Linked DNA regions of Homo sapiens: region 1 is linked to region 2. Evidence: read pairs that join two places in POLR2A ChIA-PET (ENCODE). Cell type or tissue: endothelial cell of umbilical vein. All regions are shown on one strand. Links, peaks and the distances in the headings refer to the core of each region. The heading gives the core; the rest is flanking DNA.

Region 1 (6,252 bases), core at 665-5,664, 970 kb after region 2:
AAACCCCATCTCTACTAAAAAATACAAAAAATTAGCAGGGCATGCTGGCGGGTGCCTGTAGTCCAAGCTACTGGGGAGGCTGAGGCAGAATGGCGTGAACCCGGGAGGCGGAGCTTATAGTGAGCTGAGATCACGCCACTGCACTCCAGCCTGGGCAACAGAGCAAGACTCTGTCTCAAAAAAAAAACAAAAAAAAAAAAACAAAAAAAAACTTGTTGAATAGAAACAGTATTCCTATATTAGTTTCTTATTAGTCTGAAAATATGGTTATTGCTCATACTTTAAATATTTCTTGGTAGGAATCATTACATCTTACAATAAGGATTTCTCATTATAAAGTGAAATATTGTAATACTAATAAGTTATTTTAGAAAATTGAAATATTTTACACTAATTTTAGTGGCCTATTCACAAGAAACTACTGAAAGCTTTCACATCTAAAACAAAGTGTGAAAACTGTGAATTCCATTAAGTGAAAGACATTTTCAAATATGGGGACATGTGTAATTTTATTCCTAGAAAATAATATTGGAATACTTCTGTTTCCTCTATAATTTCCCTAAGTCTCTACCTGACTCTGAGCACAAAACTTTTAGGGGATCATATACAATTTCCAAAACAAAAATACAGCTTCAAAATTGTAAGTCTAAAATGAAGATTATATGCTTAAGTAACTTCTCCAAATAAACCAGACTTGCTTGCTAAATCACGGTATATTTTATAATCAAAAGATGAAACACCATAAAAAGCAAACAGGTATTTGCTGTTAAGTCATTAATTTTACCACTGCAGAAATTATTTAAGAACATTATTAATAACGAGGATCTCACTCAGAAGTAATGTATTTTGGCCAGGCGTGGTGGTTCATGCCTGTAATCCCATTACTTTGGGAGGCCGAGGTGGGTTGATCACTTGAGGTCACAAATTCAAGACCAACCTGGCCAACGTGGTGAAACCCCATCTCTACTAAAAACACAAAAATCAGCCAGGCATGGTGGCACATGCCTGTAATTCCAGCTACTTGGGAGGCTGAAGCACAAGAATCCATTGAACCCAGGAGGCGGAGGCTGCAGTGAGGCGAGATCATACCACTGCACTCCAGCCTGGGAGACAGAGCGAGACTCTTGTCTCACAAAAAAAAAAAAAAAAAAAAAAAGGAGAAGTAATGTATTTCAATCATTAAGATAAAAAAATTCAAAGCAGACATGATATTAAAAAAACTGATTGTCAAATCTATACTTATTTCTAACATAAGCATTCAAAGAAAGAAAACTACATATCAACAGTATTTTGAAAAGATACACTATATATATGGTATATATATATTCTTACTGAATATATATATATTCAGAACATATATATATATATACTGAAAAAAAAAAATATATATATATACACTTACTGACAGTAGTGTTCAAAATACAGGCTCTAACCCAAAAAAGGATGAATTCTTCTTATTTTATTGTCTGAAGTGTATACTTTTTGTAATTCCTAATAGCTGTAGGCTCCCAAAAAATACTTTGTGCTTTATCATCTAAGCTAATATTAACATTATTCAGTGATTCTCAATCATTATAAATATTTTTATGAATTTTTGAGGAGAACTGTCTAGGTTCAGAAGTTTATATCCCAACAGAGGCTTTTAAACTTCATCTTACAATGCCAAGCAAAGAATAAAAATCTCAAACTGAAGAAATCAAATTTAACTCTCTCTCTCTTCTCTTGACATTTGTATCCATCCATATTCTTCCTCCATAAACCACTGAAAGCAAACTGCATAAAGGTAAGTCTTTACTCTGAACTTGGCTAGAAGTGATAAGAAAACTCATCAAGACAACAAATATAAAAACAAGTTAAAAAAACAAAAAAATACAAATCTAAGCCATTATTAGTCATAAGCAAGTCTATTTCTGCAATAAACCTTGTTACAGAATGACTTACTTCATATCCACAGTTGTTCTTTAAAGCCATCTACTAATGTTACTACATTCAGCCTATATTTAAAACAAAAACACCTATGTTAGGTCTTCATTTTTAAATTTAAGAGTCTACTTTTACAGATAAGGTGTCAATTTACTTTTGTTCTTAACAGTATTTATATTCCTAAAAAAGACACATTTTGGTTAGTAGTTATTTAGAGTGACATTACTTTAACACAATGCAGCAACAACAAAAAATATTTATATAAGAGTACACTTTTTTAACTCTGAAGGATATATTATTTACTGAAACTTTACACAATTCGATTCCTAGTAAAATTTTAAAATATTTTTCAGTCAAGAAAATATTTTCAATTAACATTAATTTGTGATATTTTACTACAAGAAAAAATATTTAAGAACTTTCTCCCAAATTCATATACTTTTCCAAATTTTGAAATATAGTAAATTTTTAATATTTTTTAAATATAAAAAATAACATTGAGCATTTAATTCTCATATATTCTAAGCACATTACATGTATATTAACACACTTAATCCTCATAGTATTCTTATAACATAAATACTGTTATAATCCCCATTTTACTGAAGGGCTAGGGAATTAAGTAAATTGTTCAAGGAGACAAAGTAGAGGAGCTAAGAATTGAACCCAGACGGTCTGCTCCAGAGTCCATACTTTTTACTATATTATTATACAGACTCCTGCCTGCCAAGCACTATCCTTAAGACTTGAAATTGACAGATCAAACAAACAAATCAGTTACTGTTTTCAAAGAGTTCACAACTATCAACACACACACACAATCAACAAACCTTCTAGTAATAAGAGATCTTCCAGTAATACAATCCAATTGCTAATAGAGCTCAAACCAGCATGATTAATTCTTAAAGTAACACTTCACAAATTTGGCCTGTGCCTCAGGTCTCAAAAGGTAGGAAAGGGAAAGAGAAAGGAAAAAAGTAAGGCTTAAGGTCAACTGGAACAAGACTATAAAGTTCTAGCGAGTGACATTCTAAGGAATTTAGATTCGACTGTGTAGCACACAGTAGATAGCCATTAAAGAATCTTTAAAATGACCAGCCAAGTGTTCTAGTAGGAAAATTAAACAAAACCAAAAAAAAAAAAAAAAACCTTTCAGTGCTAGTAAGAATAGGGTGGAACAGGGAAGAGATTGGAGACAATAACATTAGTAATTCAATTAGTCAACATTACACAATAAGCTCTCTGGAATAGATGAGGAAGACTGAAATAAGAGAGTTGTGAGGAGAAAAGAAAGAATAAAGTTATTTCCAAAGCTTAGACACTAAATTTTTAGGAGAAAGACAAGAGATAGGGAAGAATCAAGGCTGAATCTCAAGTTTCTGGATTAGAACACTAGGAAGAAGTGATGACATTAAGTGGATAAGGAAAAAGCAAGAGGAGTCAAGGGGAATCAGGATATGATTCATGATTTGAAACAATGTAATACAGCTGACACTACAAGTCTTCATTTTCATATAAAAAATCAGTGACTTTGTTATGAAATATAAAATGCCAATTTAGTTTCTTAAACTTGTTTCTTTCGGCCTTATTTATAACTATTTTCTTGCTAATAATACATCTAATACTAAGTACTGAATGATTTATGTTTAGAAAGTACAACCTAAAATAAAAAAATCAACCTCCCTAAAACCCAAAAGCACTGATTTATTTACTGTACATTATTAATGTATGAGGGTTAAGACTTTGATGCAGCTGTAGCCTCACTTTGATGTCAGGAATGGAGAGAAGTACCAGTTGCCTTCTATATCTAGTCTTAAAGAACACACATTTTTAATATCTTCGAAACCATGAAATGTCATTTCATATTTATTTTTTTGCTTTGCTCTGAGAAAATAAGTAGCTTTATTAATATCTGTATTAAATCTATCATTAAAATATCTTTTAAAATGAAAACTTCATTTACTAATACATACTTCGACAGTATCCATTTCAAACAAAATAACACATTCAATATGACAAAAATCAAAATTCTAAAAATTACATATTAATAACAAAAATGGTAATTTTTGTTTTTAATATACCTAATTCCATTGTTGCTCAATTAGATAATATACTTTTTTCATTCAAATTGATATTAAAGGAAAATAAAAAGTATTTTATTATCTTAAATATTAAATTTAGCATCATTTTCTGAAATAATAAACCTAGCATGCATAGGTAACAATATATAAATCACCTAACCTTCTTCAATTGGATAATCTCCACTTAAAGCAAATAATCATATTTAATAACTCCATAAATAAACAGGGTTTATTCTTAACACAGGATTAAGACCATTCACCTCTTTTAAAGGAAAACTTATAATTCAGTAGTATATAGCAAAGTTAGAAACTTAAACAGTAAAGGTAATAAAAGTGAGTCATTTTATAATCTACAACAGTAAAGGCATTCTGGTGAATTTTATGAGAAGTACAGTCTTTAGACATAAGACCTTATTGTGACAAAATTATGTAATATATAGAACCTCAGTAATTAAGGAATTTAATTAACAATTGTTGCTGAATTTGCAAATTAATATACTTCAGGTTGACCAAGAGATGGTGCTCAATCTCCATATATATAGGAATAAATATCCCAAAAGCATTACCAGTAAAATAAAATTATTTTCAGACTATGTGGCAATTTAAAGACTCAAACATCAAAAATCCAATGCATAAACATCACATTAACTGTTTATTCTGTGCAGAGGGAAATAATTTTGGATACCTTCAACGAGAATTTTAAGAATCATACTGACTGATCATCTATACAAGACTGCTAAAATTGTTTTTTAAATGTTTCTGAAACATTGCTTTCAAAATTAGCATTCAGTACTACAAAAAACATTAAGCAACTCAGAAATAAACTTCAAAAAAAGTTTATTCATAACAAATTAAGAAATAATTTTAAGTCATTTATTCCAACTTAACTCATGCTTTAGAATTCTTACTGAATAAGCATTTAACATTCTATTCCTTTGGTAGAAATACAGTTTTTACAACAAACAAAAAACCTAAAATATTCAGCAAAATCAGAATCCATATATCTTCAAAAATTTACAGTTTATGGCATTATATTCTCCATTTATAAAAATGGCATATGACCCAACTGACTGAATTCTAAATGTAAGCTACAGTCACCAAAAGCAATGCAATTACTTCTGAACAGAATGATGATAAAGCAATTACTCCTGAATTGCCACAAATACCCATGTAGGGCTTATATTATACAATTTTAATTTACTATTATATAACTAATTTGTTTTTCTTTTTAGGGAGCAAGAAACATAAAGTACCCTAGAAATTCTAGAAAGTACAGCTCCATATGATATACAATGCCCCAACAATAACTTTTTGTCTATTTAAGTTATAGTCTTCTTGCTACTTCTTACTACTATGTGAACAAGACACACAGAATTTGGCTTCCAAACATCTAAATAAAACAGAAAGCACTGAGAAAAATCGTTTTTGTATAAAATCTGTGCATAGAGAAAGTTATTTCTTTCTACTCCACCAGTCAAAGAAGATCAATAAATCAAGACAATCATAGATTTAAACTAAAATCTAAACAAAACTTCAGTAGGCTTTAAATTTTACTGAAAGCATCTAAAGCCCTAAGTTTTTCTTTATAAAAATTAAATTCCACTAACTTGCCTAATGATGCTAAGGAGAAATCAACAAAAATTCAGTCTGAGAGATGGGAAACAATGTTGTAACTGTAAAAAAATATAAATCTTTTTTTTAATAGCAAAGTTCTTGATCAACACAAAACACAGTTCATCCTTTGATATAGTAATATACTATCTTCCTCATACAGAATATTAAATAAAAGTATCAAAGTCTTATAATTCCTAATTCAATTTAATTTTTAAATCCATGTTTGTTTATTCACTATTCTTAACCATTAATCAAAAACCTAATTTAGTGTATACATATTTTCAAAATAAAACAAAAAATAAAAACCTAACATGTCAGCATTTAAAATATATTTATTCTTGCAGTTTTTAAAATGAGCCTTTTTTCCATATCCACATTAAAAGTATAGCACACTGATTTAAATAATATTATTTACTTTCAGTTTCATATATAGTGCCAGCATTTAATGTATTAGGAGAGTATAACACTTTTTCCTCTATTACCTAGCTGCCAATATGGATACCTCATTTTAACATGAGTACATATCTGAACAAAAAAGCCCCAAATGTTTACTGCTATTTTAAAAAACAGTCTGATTTATAACAGCTTTTTAAATTATTTAAAATTGTTAAAAATCTGTCAAGATTCTATCAAG
Region 2 (6,252 bases), core at 778-5,777:
TGAGCCCAGGAATTTGAGACCAGCCTGAGCAACATAGTGAGACCCCATCCCTACAGAAAATTAAAAATAATAATAATAATTACCCAGGTGTGGTGGTATGTCTATGGTCTTAGCTACTCAGGAGGCTGAGGTGGGAGGATCGCTTGAGCCCAGGAAGTGAAGGCTACAGTGAACTGTGATGGCACCACTGCACTCCAGCCTGAGTGACAGAGTGAGACCCTGTCAGAAAGAAAGAGAGAAAAGAAAAGGAAGGCAGAAAGAGAAAGCAAGAAAAAAAGAAAGAAAGAAAAAGAAAGAAAGAAAGAAAGAAAAGAAAGAGAGAGAGAGAAAGAAAGAAAGAAAGAAAGAAAGAAAGAAAGAAAGAAAGAAAAGAAAAGAAAAGAAGGAGGAGGAGGAAGGAGGGGAGAAAGGAAGGGAGGGGAGGAAGGGAGGAAGGAGGATGGCTCTGCCATTACCTTGATTTCGAACTTCCAGCCTCCAGAACTGTGAAAAAATAAATTTCTACTGTTTAAAGCCATCCACCTTGAAGTACTGTGTTATGGCAGCTCTAAGAAATTAACACGTTCCTCTTTTCTTCTCTTTCCTTCTCTCATTTCCACATTCAAAATTTTTTCGGTATGCAGCATATAAATATATAAAATAAATATAAATGTTTATATAATATATAAATTTCATGTTTTATAAAAACATATATAATAAGATTTCAATGAGAAGCTTTGAAATCAGGCACAGAGAAAACAATAAAGATAGGGAGACATGGTTATTTATAACTTGACTTTTGACAGAATTAATAGACGTATAAATCTTTATTTAAATTCACACAACTATCTCTATATTTTGTATAATTGATGGACCTCCCCAAACGGAAGCCAATGACAGTATCCAAGACAAAGGACTTGATAAATTCCTAAAGGACTCCACTTCTGTCCCCAAACTATTCTCAGTTTTTTTGTTTTTGTTGTTGTTGTTGTTGAGACAGAGTTTTGCTCTGTCACCCAGGCTGGAGTGAAATTGCATGATCTCGGCTCACTGCAACCTCCACCTCCCAAGTTCAAGCGATTCTCCTGCCTCAGCCTCCTAAGTTGCTGGACACATGCCACCACACACGGCTAATTTTTGTATTTTTAGTAGAGATGGGGTTTTGCCATGTTGGCCAGGCTGGTTTCAAACTCCTGACCTCAGTTGATCCACCTGCCTCAGCCTTCCAAAGTGCTGGGATTACAGGCATGAGCCCGCCCTCTCAGCCTCCCAGCTTATTCTTACTCTGTTCTTATCCTGTCAAATTGAAAGTCAAAGTCCTTCAGAATTGCCAACTTTTACAAATGGATGCTCCTTATATTCTGAATTTCAACTTCTTGACTTCTTAGACATGCTTTATAAACTCTAAGCTGCAAGTTGATTTCCAGCACTATTATTCAGTTTTCAACTTGCAATATCTTAACCCAGCCTCCCTGTTGATCACCCATCCCCCTTCAAATAGTAGAACACATATCAAACCAGCCCACAACTACAACATATGGTACAGCTATTCAAGAAACAAGCTGTATTCCCTCTTGCTATAGCAAACAGAATGCCAAATATCCTTCTTTACAGTGGCCAAACTGTTGAATATTCTCTGACAATAAAACAAATAAAAGTCTTAAGCATTGGACTCATCAGTTCATAAATTCAAAGAGGTCACTTGATCTCATTTCCATCAAAATTGGTAACATCTGGTAGTCTTACGCTAACATTTAAATGGACATTTTAAAATAACACTATTCAACAGATTTAGGTATGGTATGTGTATTTTGCAGCTAACACTTCCTGGCAGGGCTATCAAGATGCATTTTTACTTTCCACAGGTAGCATAAACATTTCTCTGGCTAATTCAAAACCAGCATGCTCTATGGTTACAATAGCTAGGCAATAGGAAGATATGGAGAACAGATTGGTCCTCTCTCCAAGTATTGTAGCTGCCCGTGACTGTGCTAAAAGGTAATACTTTCTGGATGATGAAAATACAAGTTGAGCTTTCATAATAGAGCAGTTGTGCTTCATTCCCATCTATCTGTTTCTAGTTCAGAAGAGTATCCCGAAGTTGACAATAATCCAGGCCTGCTTAAAGCATATGGAATTTGAGAGAGACTGTCCAGGGATATTGAAAGCACTTCCTTCTTCTGGATTCTCCCAGTTCTATCCCTGTATTAAGCCATATCTTCAACAAGTGGAATACTTACACTTTATTATCCAAGCACCCCTAGGGTTGCCTTCACTGAGTTATGGTTTAATATCATATCCTCAACCTTCAAAGAGGACTGATTCAAAAAGGGTCCATTTGAACAATCTTTCTATAAGACAAAGCTGGCATTGAAGATGCTGTCTACTTTATTATTAAAAGTCCCTTTTTCAAGAATCCACACAAAAAAATTTCTCTTTGAATTTATATCCTGATATAAGTTTTTCTCCGCTAACCATATAATTGCTTTCAGGTTAGACAATGAAGATTGTGTAACCAACGTATTTCCCATTTGCTGTACATGCCAAAAATGTCAAGTCAATCCAGTTCAGTGGCCAACTAAATAATTTGCTTATCTACCATACCCAGTGACATAATGTCTTTGTTCCTTTTGATATGTGTTTTATACAGCTGTTTATGTTTGCCTTATCACATGTTATGATTCCATTTCACTCATATTATGGGTCCATTTTAGGGACTTCAAACATTTTGAATATGGAATAGTAATTACTCCTAAAAACTAAAATGCTTCTATATGATTTTATTTTTTTCCTTAAGAAGGAGTTCAAAAAAACCCTTCAAGGGACACAAGTAATCGTCTTTCTTTGAAGTACAATGACAACGGAAGAACAAAAATTATAACACTACTGTATTATACTAGCAAAGTAACAATGATCAGACCTAGTATTCCACCTTTTTTAAAACATTTACTTTTTTGGTTTTTTTGATTCCCAGAAGTAAACAAAATTCAACATAAAAACTGAAGATAAATGCATGCTTTTGCTCTCTTCCACAGAGTATTAATAGCTTTTAGAATTGAAATTGTTTTATTAATTTGATTGGGCTGAAGGAAAAAATCTAAGACTCTTATGAATAATTCAGGTTTCTGTCAGATCCTGGAAAGCCTTATGGAAAGTACTGTTATACCTCAAAATGCCCTCACAGTAGACCAGACATTTAATTTCCAATAACATTGATTTATAGTTTTATAACGAAAAATAATAAATATAATGAATTACCACCATATTTCCTGATCTCAGTCACTATAAAATAACTGCTGTAGTTTTACATTTCCAGTGTGAAATATTAAATGCATAAATCAAAACAAAATTATTTTTCATCTAGAGAAAGAGAGAGACAGGTTCCCGAGACTGACAAATTCACTTTATTTTAAAATTAATGTTTTAAGAAAAAAAAATTCATTGAATCCCTATCAGCTTTAAAAAGAAAAAAAAAGAGCTTGCATTTTAGGATTTTGCCTGTAATGTCTACTAAACAGGTTCTGTGTGAAAAATTATTAAATAGGTCCCTACAACTCCAAACTTGTTGGGAGCCAAATTATAATTCCTGACATGAATCATTTTCCTTTCACACTTCCTTTCTCATGGCATTTCCTTTTTCCATAATTGTTTTACCTTAAGTTGCCACCCAGAGATAAGCTTCGCCCACAGTATATTTCTCTAATGCCACCAGACTGGCATTTTTGTAATTCAAATATTCTCTTACAGCTACAACTAAGTAATCATGTAATGAGAACATTATCAAAAAAGAACAATTCAAGAGAGATACAGATTTTCAAATAGGCAGAAACAGATGCATTTACTTTTTTATATTTTCACAACTTCATCTCCTAAATTTCATTGAGAACAAGAAACAGTATTTTGCATCCTTGATTAAAAAGAGTAAATCTAATTATAAGAATTCATTTTCACATTTAAATACCTCTCAGCTTTTGTGAGTGTTCAACATTCAACCACAAGAATCTTTCCGAAGGAGTGATGAAGGCTGAATACTAAAAAGTGTCAAACCCTTGAACAAATGGGTAACTCTGAGTTAATAGACCAAGAAAAAAAATTAAATCACCTAACAACCATGATATTGGAAACCTGGAAACCACCATGAGTTCAATATTGTCTCTAAGACTCAGTTACATGCTAAAAACAGATGAATTTAAAGTAGCTTTTTTTTAAGGGCTTACATGATTCCTAAAAGTATCATATGCATTTTTGTTGATTACAAATACATTAATTCATAAATTATTATGAATCATTAATTATAAAATCAAAGAAGCTTATAGGCAAATCTTTTAATAAAAAAATTCTGTTTGTCACGTGGCTAAATACAAACTAACTTCTATTAGAAAAGATTTAATGTGAATAAGACAAGGAATCAATACCTTGATTTTAATATTTACAATAACTCAGTATAGTTTTAAGGTGGTGTGTTTTCTGGAGGAGTTTCATAAAGAAAAGGAAGAATCTCTGGAGCCCTGAAATAACCGTCTGGTGAAGATCTGCACAGGCCTCTCTAAAAATAACAATGGACTGTAGACTTCATAAACATTTTTAGAAATTAAATAGCTGCTAACTTGTTCCATATGGAAGCAAATTCACAGAGTCCAACATGTTGTTCATTGAGATCATCATAACACATACACCAAAGAAAGAGGCAAAGTCATCCACAAAGTCATTCACGAGAAGCCAGAGGAAACAGATGATCTTGAAACCTCCTGAAAAAATAAAACACGAAAAGCAAAGAGCTCCGAAACCCACATAATACTCTTGCTCTAAGATTCCCTGGGGCTCCTTAGGTCAAGCAACGTTTGAAGATCCCTAAATAGTAATAATTACTTATTAAATAAGGGCAATAACAAAATTGCTAAAAATTTTGGACAATTGTTATAAAGGCCAAATTATAAATAAATTTAAATTTTTTATTTTGTCCAAAATGACAGTATTTCATAAATCTACTTCCATAATACACTTAAAACATGAAGAAGCATAAAGATTTTTAAATTTTAGAAATGCTGACTTATTGATTGTATGCTTACAGAGACATAGTCAGTTATTCAAAATGGCCCAGGTGTCCTTTTACTCAGAATTCTAAGTAGTCCCAAGTAATCTTCCCAACCTCTGTTTTTTTTATTTTTTGTTTTTGTATTCTCCTCATATAATAAAAGAGAACGAGAAGGCAGACAACTCACAGCACACTCTCCCATCTGCTAGTCTGTTTACAAACGTTTCAGTGTCAGCTCATTCACTCCGCGGGTTTATGCAGCCCAACTTTATGTTAGTAAATTGGGGAAATTGGTTTCCTCTGGTAAAAAACACTTCCACTTCAAAGTATTTTCCCTATATTCATACTTCTGATTTTCCCTTTTTGATCTTTACATCTGCTGTTGAATAGATTCAAAAGCCCCGAGATTCGTACCTCCCCTCTGACAATCCCAAACACATGGTTACTATTTGACATCCAGAACTTCACTTTTATTTTTTAATACTTATAATTTTGAATGAGACTGTCACAAGAAATGAACTTTGAAGAAAAGATAATATCAAATACATCTCTAAGACTAAATGTATTCAGGGTTTTATAATTCAAATCAAATTGATTTTTCTAAATAAAAGGGGTGGGGGTTAACTTTTGGGGGCTGTTGCCATAGAGAAAAGTAAAAGGAAAACCTATAGGAAAGAAGCTGAGCAAGTCTGGTGCAGCTGCTTGCATTCACACTGGTGAAACACAGCAGGGCTGTGGTATTATTACCTATGTAATCACTATTGCATGTTTGTTCTTGCATACCAGCAAAAGGATAGGAAATTTGAGAAGGGATAAGACATGTAAACCTTTGTTACAAAGATTTAAATTTCTCTGAATTAAAATCTGCTATGAGTTAATAGTTGGATGTTTCTCTCAGCAACTAAGAGTTTTACAATAACCTATTTCGTCTGATAGTATGGCTATCAAATGATTGGTCTTTGGCTGGGGAGTGCAGAATTGCGACGGTTTCTCAATGCTTATTTCTAAATTTCAGGACCATTTTATAAATAGTTGTTGAAATAGATGGCCATTTATAGTTTGTCATTTGAAGAAAATATTCTCTGTCTTAAAATTTTATTTCCCCATCAGCTGTTGGTGCTTGAAATTCAATCATTAAAGATTACACTTACATAAAAGCCTAGTAAAAGTCGTTACACGGAGGAGGTAAAGGAGGTGATACAGAATGTAAACAAATTCTCCTCAGTGTGTATTATTTT

What was found. ChIA-PET counts read pairs that join two places held together with the same protein. Peaks named below come from ENCODE experiments on the same cell type or tissue, not always from the same donor. Only the 100,000 strongest peaks of a DNase experiment are listed, where the experiment ranks them.
Region 1: POLR2A ChIA-PET joins it to region 2 with 7 read pairs; 1 of 35 experiments calls an interaction of 5 or more read pairs at or near these places.

The regions. Positions count from the first base shown.
Region 1 is chr5:108,292,911-108,299,162 of GRCh38, forward strand. All of the region lies in intron 4 of FBXL17 (F-box and leucine rich repeat protein 17), which reads right to left. Among named protein-coding and RNA genes, the nearest start is that of FBXL17, 86 kb to the right of the region's middle. In endothelial cell of umbilical vein, for the core only: no CTCF peak of the experiment used is centred there; a DNase peak (open chromatin) is centred at 3,271; H3K27ac peaks cover 1,413 bases.
Region 2 is chr5:107,318,499-107,324,750 of GRCh38, forward strand. No RefSeq gene overlaps it. Among named protein-coding and RNA genes, the nearest start is that of LINC01950, 310 kb to the left of the region's middle. In endothelial cell of umbilical vein, for the core only: no CTCF peak of the experiment used is centred there; DNase peaks (open chromatin) are centred at 2,583, 3,613 and 4,663; H3K27ac peaks cover 1,864 bases.